Regions from separate parts of the Homo sapiens genome. Here region 1 is linked to region 2. Evidence: chromatin contacts called from ENCODE Hi-C or POLR2A ChIA-PET data. All regions are on one chromosome and are shown on one strand. The core of a region is the stretch at or near the end of the contact, and the rest is flanking DNA. Distances in the headings are between cores, read along the strand shown.

What was found. Hi-C counts contacts between places; a loop is a spot of excess contacts on that map. ChIA-PET counts read pairs that join two places held with the same protein, here RNA polymerase II (POLR2A). Pooled maps may share reads with other maps.
Region 1: a loop to region 2 is called in a map with no recorded cell type, with 2.8 times the contacts of the local background. The contact joins two enhancer-like sites. A Hi-C loop is called at or near these places in 2 of 168 maps with a recorded cell type or tissue (CD8-positive, alpha-beta T cell and naive thymus-derived CD4-positive, alpha-beta T cell), 14 of 37 single-sample maps with no recorded cell type and 8 of 50 pooled maps. POLR2A ChIA-PET finds 5 or more read pairs at or near these places in 3 of 52 experiments (BJ, activated T-cell and activated naive CD4-positive, alpha-beta T cell).

What each region holds. Positions count from the first base shown.
Region 1 is chr2:176,751,249-176,755,486 of GRCh38, forward strand. It overlaps LOC101929963 (a long non-coding RNA gene), which reads right to left. Exons shown (of 4, transcript XR_923598.3): 4 at 2,152-2,334. Among named protein-coding and RNA genes, the nearest start is that of LINC01117, 120 kb to the left of the region's middle. Within about 2 kb of position 2,628, at least 5 of the 41 ENCODE cell types and tissues checked have a DNase peak (open chromatin) inside an H3K27ac peak, as active enhancers do.
Region 2 is chr2:177,146,722-177,151,096 of GRCh38, forward strand. The region is part of intron 1 of LOC105373760 (a long non-coding RNA gene); the gene reads right to left. Among named protein-coding and RNA genes, the nearest start is that of MIR4444-1, 64 kb to the right of the region's middle. RefSeq lists an enhancer at 1,654-2,377. Within about 2 kb of position 2,355, at least 2 of the 41 ENCODE cell types and tissues checked have a DNase peak (open chromatin) inside an H3K27ac peak, as active enhancers do.

The DNA of each region.
Region 1 (4,238 bases), core at 1,378-3,877, 400 kb before region 2:
AGTTGCATAGGTTTGTTGTTAATGTCATGGAAAATAATCAAGTTTATTTAACTAATAATTCATTATTTTCCCATCAAGGACAGCCTTGTCACTTTCACAGAGAGGGATTTGGTCCCTTTGAATTAATGTGATTTTTGTAGAGGCAGGATTCTGAATAGACTCTGTGTTTCCTATAGCACAGCCTATTTTCCTAACAGCTATCTAGACAGGATCAGTGTTGTTACTTCGAGAGTTACACAATGGAATAGGGGGGAGTTATAGGTAATCCCTTCTTCTGAACTAGCTTGAAATAAAAATTAAATGGGCCTTGAGCATTTGTGAATTGCAGTGTTTCATTGGGGCCATGGAACACTAAGTGAGGCTCAGAAACAGGGTGTTAATTCAGGCCTAATCATTTAATTCCACTCTGTTATGTGCTGTATTTATTGCCCTCCTGGATCTGTTTTCTATGGCCTGATAAAGAGACAGTGATTCTCCAAAGCTCAGTCAGGGACCATTTTATTTATATCGTTAGTTAGTCCAATAAAAGCACTGGCTTCAGATTCCCGCTGTTATTTTCTGTTTTGTAGCCCTGTCATTAACTATGAAAATGCTGATGGGGTTTTCATCTCCTGGGCTGGAGTTGCTTTGGTTAAATGGGGGCTCGTAAGAAGAGGGGAAGGTCAGGACTAGATGGACTGTAGAAAAGTTAAGTTTGGTGTAACCAGATGCAGAGTGACTGGGAGGCAACTTGGGTTTTAGGAGCAAATACAAGCCTTTCATTATTACGTGTGTTAGTGTGCTGAAAACTTGATTGACACTTTTAGAGCAAACTTAGGGCTTTTAAGATGTGATTCTGTTTGTGAACCAGACGTGTTTCAGAGTTTTTAAAGGTCAAATCTTTCTGCAACTCTTCACAAAGTGAAAATTGTTCTAATTTTGCACAGAAGGTAACAGAATATAGCTCTAAAGTTGTTTATATATGTCAAGCAAAGAAGTGAAAAACAACAACAAACATCAATGGGATCACACATCAGATCCTCTTTTTTTTGAAAATAGTTTTCACTGTATACTTTTATTGTTTAGCCAACAGTCTCTAAAGTGTTAGAGAGTTCCAGAATAAGAAAATGATGATGGGAAACTTGAATTAATTCAAGAGGTCACTTGAATTAATAATATGGCAATCAGAAGCTAACACAGGTGCATTAACGTAACATACTGTGTAATTACCAGTGTTTCCAATGGAGTTAATGGGTAGTTATCCATGTAATAATAGACATTATTTCATAGTAGATATGCAGTTAGCTCATCTCATTGGTGTGTAGAGCACAAATGAAGCAAATCATCATTATTGTTTCAACACTAAAAGATGAAGACATTTTGAGGACTGATGGGCCTCTTTATCAGACATACTATTATATTTTTAAGATGGTCTAAAGCACACATTCAGTAAGTAAATGTGAGAGGCATTCAGCAACTAAATGTGAGAAATGTTAACAGTCAGTAGCTTCCATTCCTATGCTGGTATTTAAATGTTCGGAGCAATTAGCATGGTAGAAAGTTGTTCTGGGGGATGTGGTTGAAATTGCATGAGCAAATTTGCACGGAAGTATACATCAATAACCAAAGTTATCACATTCTCATTGAAAGATAAGAAATGAATATTCATTCATTTTACCAACAAAGATCTGTTGACCACTTTCTATAGGAGATAAACAGCTAACAAGTTAGGTCATGCCTCTACTCTAACTCTCCTAAGTACAGTGAGATGTATCTTTGAATTGCAGGGGCTGGAGGGACTGTGCTATATATGAGGACATCACTTAGTACTTTAGAATTTATGGGTCAGGCCAGGTGCAGAGGCTCACTCCTGTAATCCCAGCACTTTGGGAGGCAAGACGGGCAGGTCACTTGAGGTCAGGAGTTCAGGACCAACCTCACCAAAATGGCAAAACCCCATCTCTACTAAAAATACAAAAAATACAAAAAATAAAAATAAAATAAAAAAGCCGGGAGTGGTGGTGCATGCCTGTAATCCCAGCTACTCGGTGGGGCTGAGGTAGGAGAATCTCTTGAACCCTGGAGGCGGAGGTTGCAGTGAGTTGAAATTGCACCAGGTCATGACAGCCTGGGCAACAGAGTGAGAATTCATCTCAAAAAAAAAAAAAAAAAGAATTTATGAGTCACTTTATTATGCAGTATTACATTTGATCTTCAAAAGAACCTTGTGAAGTAGGAAGGCCAGGTATCTTCATTTTACAGATATGGAACTTGAGCACATGTGTCTGGTTCAAGGTCACTTATCAAGAAAACAGTAGAGTCAGGTCTTCTCATCCCTAATCCAGAGCAAGTCCACTAAATAAAGATTGAGAGAAGCTATATTTAAAAATGACAGATAGCTCCACTCCTGTCCCCGTGAGTTCTAGCCTTTTATGATTCTAGAATAAATGTCAAATCTTGAGTTTTAGAGAGGAAAAGAGCTGGAATTAAAAAAGAAAAGAAAAAGATTTCAAAGATGTGGGGAGTGCGTGGGAGGAGGCTGGAGAGATGGTAAAGGCATTGGAGGCCAAATAACTAAGGGAGGGGAGGAAAGGGTGGTGGCCAGACGTGCAGCACCATGGAGATCAGAGACAGTGCCAGGCACAGTGGGCTTGCCCAGAAAGCTGTGGGAAATATGTATTGAATAGTAAACAGCACCCAGATGGTGGAGGCTCTGACACAGAGTTTACTTGGGAGGAAGTGAAGAGCCACTGACAGTTTGGGACAGGAGAATGATGTCACAACAATGACCTTTTGCAATGATTAGTTTAGTGGTGTGCAAGAAAAAGTAGCTATTGTTGGCAAAGACACTAGAATTGTCCAAGCATGAGAGAGAACCTAAGACTACAAAAGAGAGCATACAGCCCCAAGGATTTAATAATTCTCTGGTGAATTAGAAAAACTATTTTTAAATGTTGTAAAGTATTCAAATAAATCAATCACAGCTGCTCACCCTTCTTGAGAAATAGCTCCAAATTAAACTTGGCTTTTAACAGACATGAAAAGGAAAATTAGGCAACCATCTAAAATCCAGGGCACACCCTATACTTCATAGGGGCTCAATTTGTTTTTCTTATGTTGATGAAAATATTATCTAAGTCAAGCAAGAAAAACATTTCTCTGGGTTGCTAGCTTTTCAGATATCAATATTCTTATTAAAATATAATTTATAAGGTTGCTTTAATTCTTCTCTATTTTAAATGTATAAATGAAATCAAATGAATGCTAAATTTGGAGGTCAATAGGGGATTATTTTTTCCTTTGTGAGCTAAGGAACAGAATAGGATAACAGTAGGAATAAAGGAATAACTTTAGTGTTTTGAATTGACTTTTCTAAAGTCTAGAGTCTTTATTATAGAGAATTCCACGAAACTTTGATATTTGCCAAGGGTCACAATATCAATTAATCTAACATCATGGCTTTAAGCAAAGCAAGATCTGTTATTCCTAGACAGCCTCAGGCTAAATTCTGAACTAAGGTAAATTAGCTTTTAGACCCACCCAATTCCGTAGTATAAATTGTCACACTGGCTGGGTAAACTTGATGAGCAAGTTACTTTACTTAACATCTCTGGGCCTCAGTTTTCTCATCTGGGAAGTGGGGATAATGATAGTACTGCCTGCCCTCACAGGTGAATTCTACAAATGTTAGTCACCATTGAGAATCATTCCCAATCCTCTCTGTATACCCCTGCATTTCGTACATAGTGATCCTGGCCATCAGGATGTTCTCTCAGCAACACTTCATTTTCCCATCATTTGTGCTGCCTGCCCTGATGTTCCAGTTCATCCTACTCAGTGCCGTAATTTTGACTAAGTTGAGAACCTGCTGCATGCCGAGATGTCAATGAATGTTCACATATCTCCTTATCAACTTTTCCAGATATCTTGTTTGCATTTTAACAGGGCTTAAAAGCATTAAGCCAAACAGTGAAAAATGATATTAATTATAGGTTCCTCAATTGGTTAGTGAAGAAGATCATGACAGGGAGAGAGGGAAGAAGGGCCTAAATTGCCCCCACACATAAGGTAGCCTCTGGGGAGAGTCTGAGCTTCTGGTGGTCCCTGAGTGACTCCATAATCAACACCTAATATTGTTGCTGCTCCAGCCATAAGCCTGGCTCCTAGATCCGAGGGACATCAAAGTTGGTCCTATCATCAGGAACATTTTTCTGGTTAATATAGAATGTGCCACCATCCCTCTCACATTCAGCAAACAC
Region 2 (4,375 bases), core at 1,105-3,604:
TTAAAATAATCACACCTGAGAAGAATTCAGAAAATATGTAGACAAATTCCTGTAGGGTTTTTTTCATGGAATTGCTAAAGGAATTAAGCTTTAAAATTAAGTGAAAAATAATATTTCAGTTAACAAAGTTAGGTTCTTGAAATTATATTTTCATTGATTAATTCCTTCCAATGTCTACCCATTACTTCTCTTTTATAAAATTTATTTGTATTGAAACATTTGTGCAGAATTAAAATCATACCTACAAATGATAACAAATTTAACCTAAAACTCCCTTGTGTTTTAAAGGCTTTTTCTGGTTAAATGCCTACCAGAAAGGCAAATACAAAATTCATTTCCATAAGAGATGAAATCAGGCTTTTAACCTAGCCAATTGCCCATATAAACAATCTTCAATATTATTTGGTCATCATTTGGTAATTAAAATGGAAAATCACAACCATGCTGAATTTACTCCAGGTGCCAAAAAAGTTATTTAGCAGATAACTAGAGATAGAGAAAATGTCTCTTTAACAGATTCTTTTAAGAATACATCTACAAGAAGCATCTGGCTTTCAAACAGTCATAAAAACGAGAAGCAGTTGAACAGTGGCACCCAGAGGTGAAAAGTATATTGCTTCTAGAGATTTATATTGTTAACTACAATGTTTTTTAGTCATCCTTTTTTTCACTTCCAGATTTGTTTCTAGTATCATACCAGAAATCATTTTTTCTTTGTTGCATATTGAAATACCATATTTTAATAAATAGAAATAAATGTTTCGTTTTAGAAAAAGTACTTTCTTTATTAAATTGCATGCCAATTTCCCTCCTTCAAAACAATAAACCAACTGAACACCAGGCAAAATACCTTCCATAGTTGAATATCATGTTCACTCATCTACTTCTAGCCTACCAAAATTATTAGCAAAGATATTTTTAAGAAATACCTCTGTGACTACTACACAATTTCCATATACTCCAAGCTACATTTGTGCTAAAGATGTTTTTGTTGGACCATCGCGTATCCCTGAAGAGATAAACCTGGGGAGATTTTTAGAATTCCATACTGAACCCCCTCCCATTATTATGATAGCAGAGGATGGAAATGGGAATAAGAATGCTGGACAAAAGAAAAGGGAATAAAAATACTTTTTTTTTAATTCCACAGGAAGTTTAAAAATAACAAAATCTATTTTGACCAAAATCAAAACGCGCCTGCCGATTTTAATTAAAGCAGCTCTATACCTTTGAACCAGCCAACAAGCAGCTGCAGTAAGCATTTGGCTGGCTCTGAGTTCCTAAGCTAAACTGCAGAAAAACGCCTCCTCCTGGATCTAATCACCTTCGGGCGCCTCAAATAAACCTTAGCGTGTGGGGCCAGCACAGGTCAGTTTTTTAAGAGCCTCCGTAGAACAGGGTCTTATTTTTGTTCCTGAGCTGAAATGCACACATGCACTTAGCAGAGAAGGTTTGCCTAATCTATCACCGGTTTTCGTCTGTTTCTGGGTTTCCATTACCTTTTGTCAGACGTTTTCTCCAAGATCCTCGCTGCTTTCTTTTTAATCACCTAAGAAGCAACATTGATGTGACAAGCTCCAGAAAAAGGCTCGTCCTTTCTTATCTGCATCTTCAGCCTAATGATGAGGAATGGGTTCCATAAACTTGAAAAAGGCAGGAAAATGCTGCCAAAGTCATTATCCACTACTTTAAATTGGAAAGAAAAAAGCTGTCCCTTTTTAGAAGAATGGTAATAACGTATAAAATAATTGTACAAAGCCTACAGCGTTTCATATAAGAAAGGAAATTGCCCAATGCAATTTAAAAGAAAAACAAAATACCTTCATTTCCCGCTATCTGAAATCTACATCAGAATGTACCCTCGATTTTGCATATGAAGCAGAGTGCTCAATTGCCTGCCAGAAATGAGAGCGAATTATGCCTGCACTCAAGTTAATATTGAAATAATCTCCCTCTTTTTGATACCTTCCTCTCGTCCCTTTTTCCCCTTCCGTACATTGCAGTGTCATTGCCTAAATCAATCTTTGGGCATTAAAGGTAGCTTCTGGGGAGCTTCTCAGTCGCCAGCCTGCTACTTGTCGGGGGCATCGGCTATGAACTGCAGCTGGATGGATGCCTGTCTGCCTGCTCGTCTTTAAGTCTCACGAAGCAAAACCGCAGGCTTTCTCGTACTCAAAACCACACCATCATTGTCCATATTCGGGTATTTCATTACAGTAACAGTTTGAAGGACACCAGGCTTACAGCCTTTTGGAGCAGACGGTAGGGAAGCTGCTCCACATGGATCATATTGATCTCTCCAACCACTCCTCGAACATCCACAGCTGTTCCAAGATTTGCGCCCAGCGGAGACGAGACGCGGCAGTAGACCTGGGCGCCACCTAGTGGATTCTATTGACCTGGGGGAGTCGTCAACGCGTGGTGAGGTATATAAGCTTCAGGGAACAATCCCTACAGCCAACCTAGAAAATACTAACTATAGTCGAAGCAATAGGGAAGGAGTCTTATCTTTAAAAAAAAAAAAAAAAAAGTAACAAGAAGATGACAAAAGAAGCAAATGATTCAAATGACTGACAGGAATTTCAAGAGTGGTTTTTCAATATAAATTTCAAATCTCTGAAATGTCAAAGTGCTTTATTATTTATATCTTTATTAAGAAAAGGAAAATATAGAAAGTTTATTTTGCCAAAATATTACCACTTTTCTTTAATCTGCCAGATTGGTCACATTTTGCCTTAATAAGTTTATAATTCAGTAAGCCAATCCAAATGGAACTGAATTTTTATTTTTCCTACCATCTAATAAATATGAGTCTTAAGAAAAGCTGTTTATAAAATATTCCACCAATTATGTCTCCCTTCTTCACCCATTCCATTCACAGTTTCCATTCCTATTATCCCCCAAAAGAGGTCGTACTCATTTTTCCTTCTATTCTTTACATGCACACATTTTCTGGAAGAAAGAACTTCAATTTTCTTCGTGGCAAAGTTGTGGCTATTACCTCGTTTGAGATCAAATTCAAAATACAATTCCTAGAAAGTTGTACCTTCAATTGATCCACATTCTGCAATCACTTCCTACTTTATGTTTTCAAATATATTTTATTTAACATTGCCACTTGATCATAATTTTCTAATTGTCTTACCTCCACAAATTGTACTTTTGTCTGATCCACAACCTCTGCCTCAGAAGAGGAGCCTATTAAATGTTGAATAAATAGCTATAACATAAGCAGATAACTATCTCTGACAAGATTTGTTAATAAATACTCTGGTTATTCTACCCTTTGGATGTGCTAAATATATCAACAACAACTAACATTTATTGAGGTTTTTTACTTGATGGTCACAATGGCCCTATTAAAATAGATACTACTATTATCCTTATTTTATAATTGAGGAAAGCTACTTCTAGAAGGTTAAGAAATTCACCACATTGACATGGGCAGTAAGAAGTGGAACTGAAATTTGAACCTGGTCTTTCTGACTCCAGAGCCTATACCCTGAACTTCTATACTACACTGTGTCTATCTTATATGTTGTTATTAAAATATATGATACACTATGATCTTATTACTGGTTGTATTATATTTTGATGATTCACTTTATAAAAGTAAATATTTCTAGTTTTATCCCCTGCAAAATAAGTTATTTTAGATAGTTGCTAAAATTATTCAAGTTGTTAATATTTTTTACCACGTTTGGTCTTTAAAGAATGAACTTACTATAATCAAAAGATTTGCACAAAGGAAGGAAAAGAAATTACTTTACTGATCAAAGGACCGATGCAGGAAAATATGCAAGCTGACTGCATTTCGCTAAGATTGCAACAATGAAGTGGAAGAGCTAGGGGAAATGGGAGATCTGGTAATAACTGTTTCTTTGTTTTTTCAGTTCACCTGACCTATTTAAACATTTTAATTTAGAAATGCTCCTCAGACTTCTCAGGTTTGGTCTCATGAGTAAGCAAATCAGGAACCCACAGGAACCACTTGTCAGGTTTCATTTCAAGGGAATTGGAAAGGGATCCTGACCTCCTAAAATATTTAAAGATGTTTAAAATCACATTCTTAGACCTTCTTGAACAGAAAAATGAACTTTTAAAAAAAGAGACAACATCGGTCACAATTGTTCAACACTAGAAATAACCCACAAGTCCCTAAAGAATAAAATAGCATGGCAAATAACATGGTAAATTCACGTAAGGAAATATTATTCAGCATTGAAAATGAATGCACTAATGCCACACTCAACATGGATGAATCGCAAAATACAATTTTGAGCAAAAGCAGCAAGACACAGAAGAATACAAATGATTCCACTTACATAAAGTGCCAAAACTGGTTCTGTATTTCACAATAAAAATGCAAAAGAAG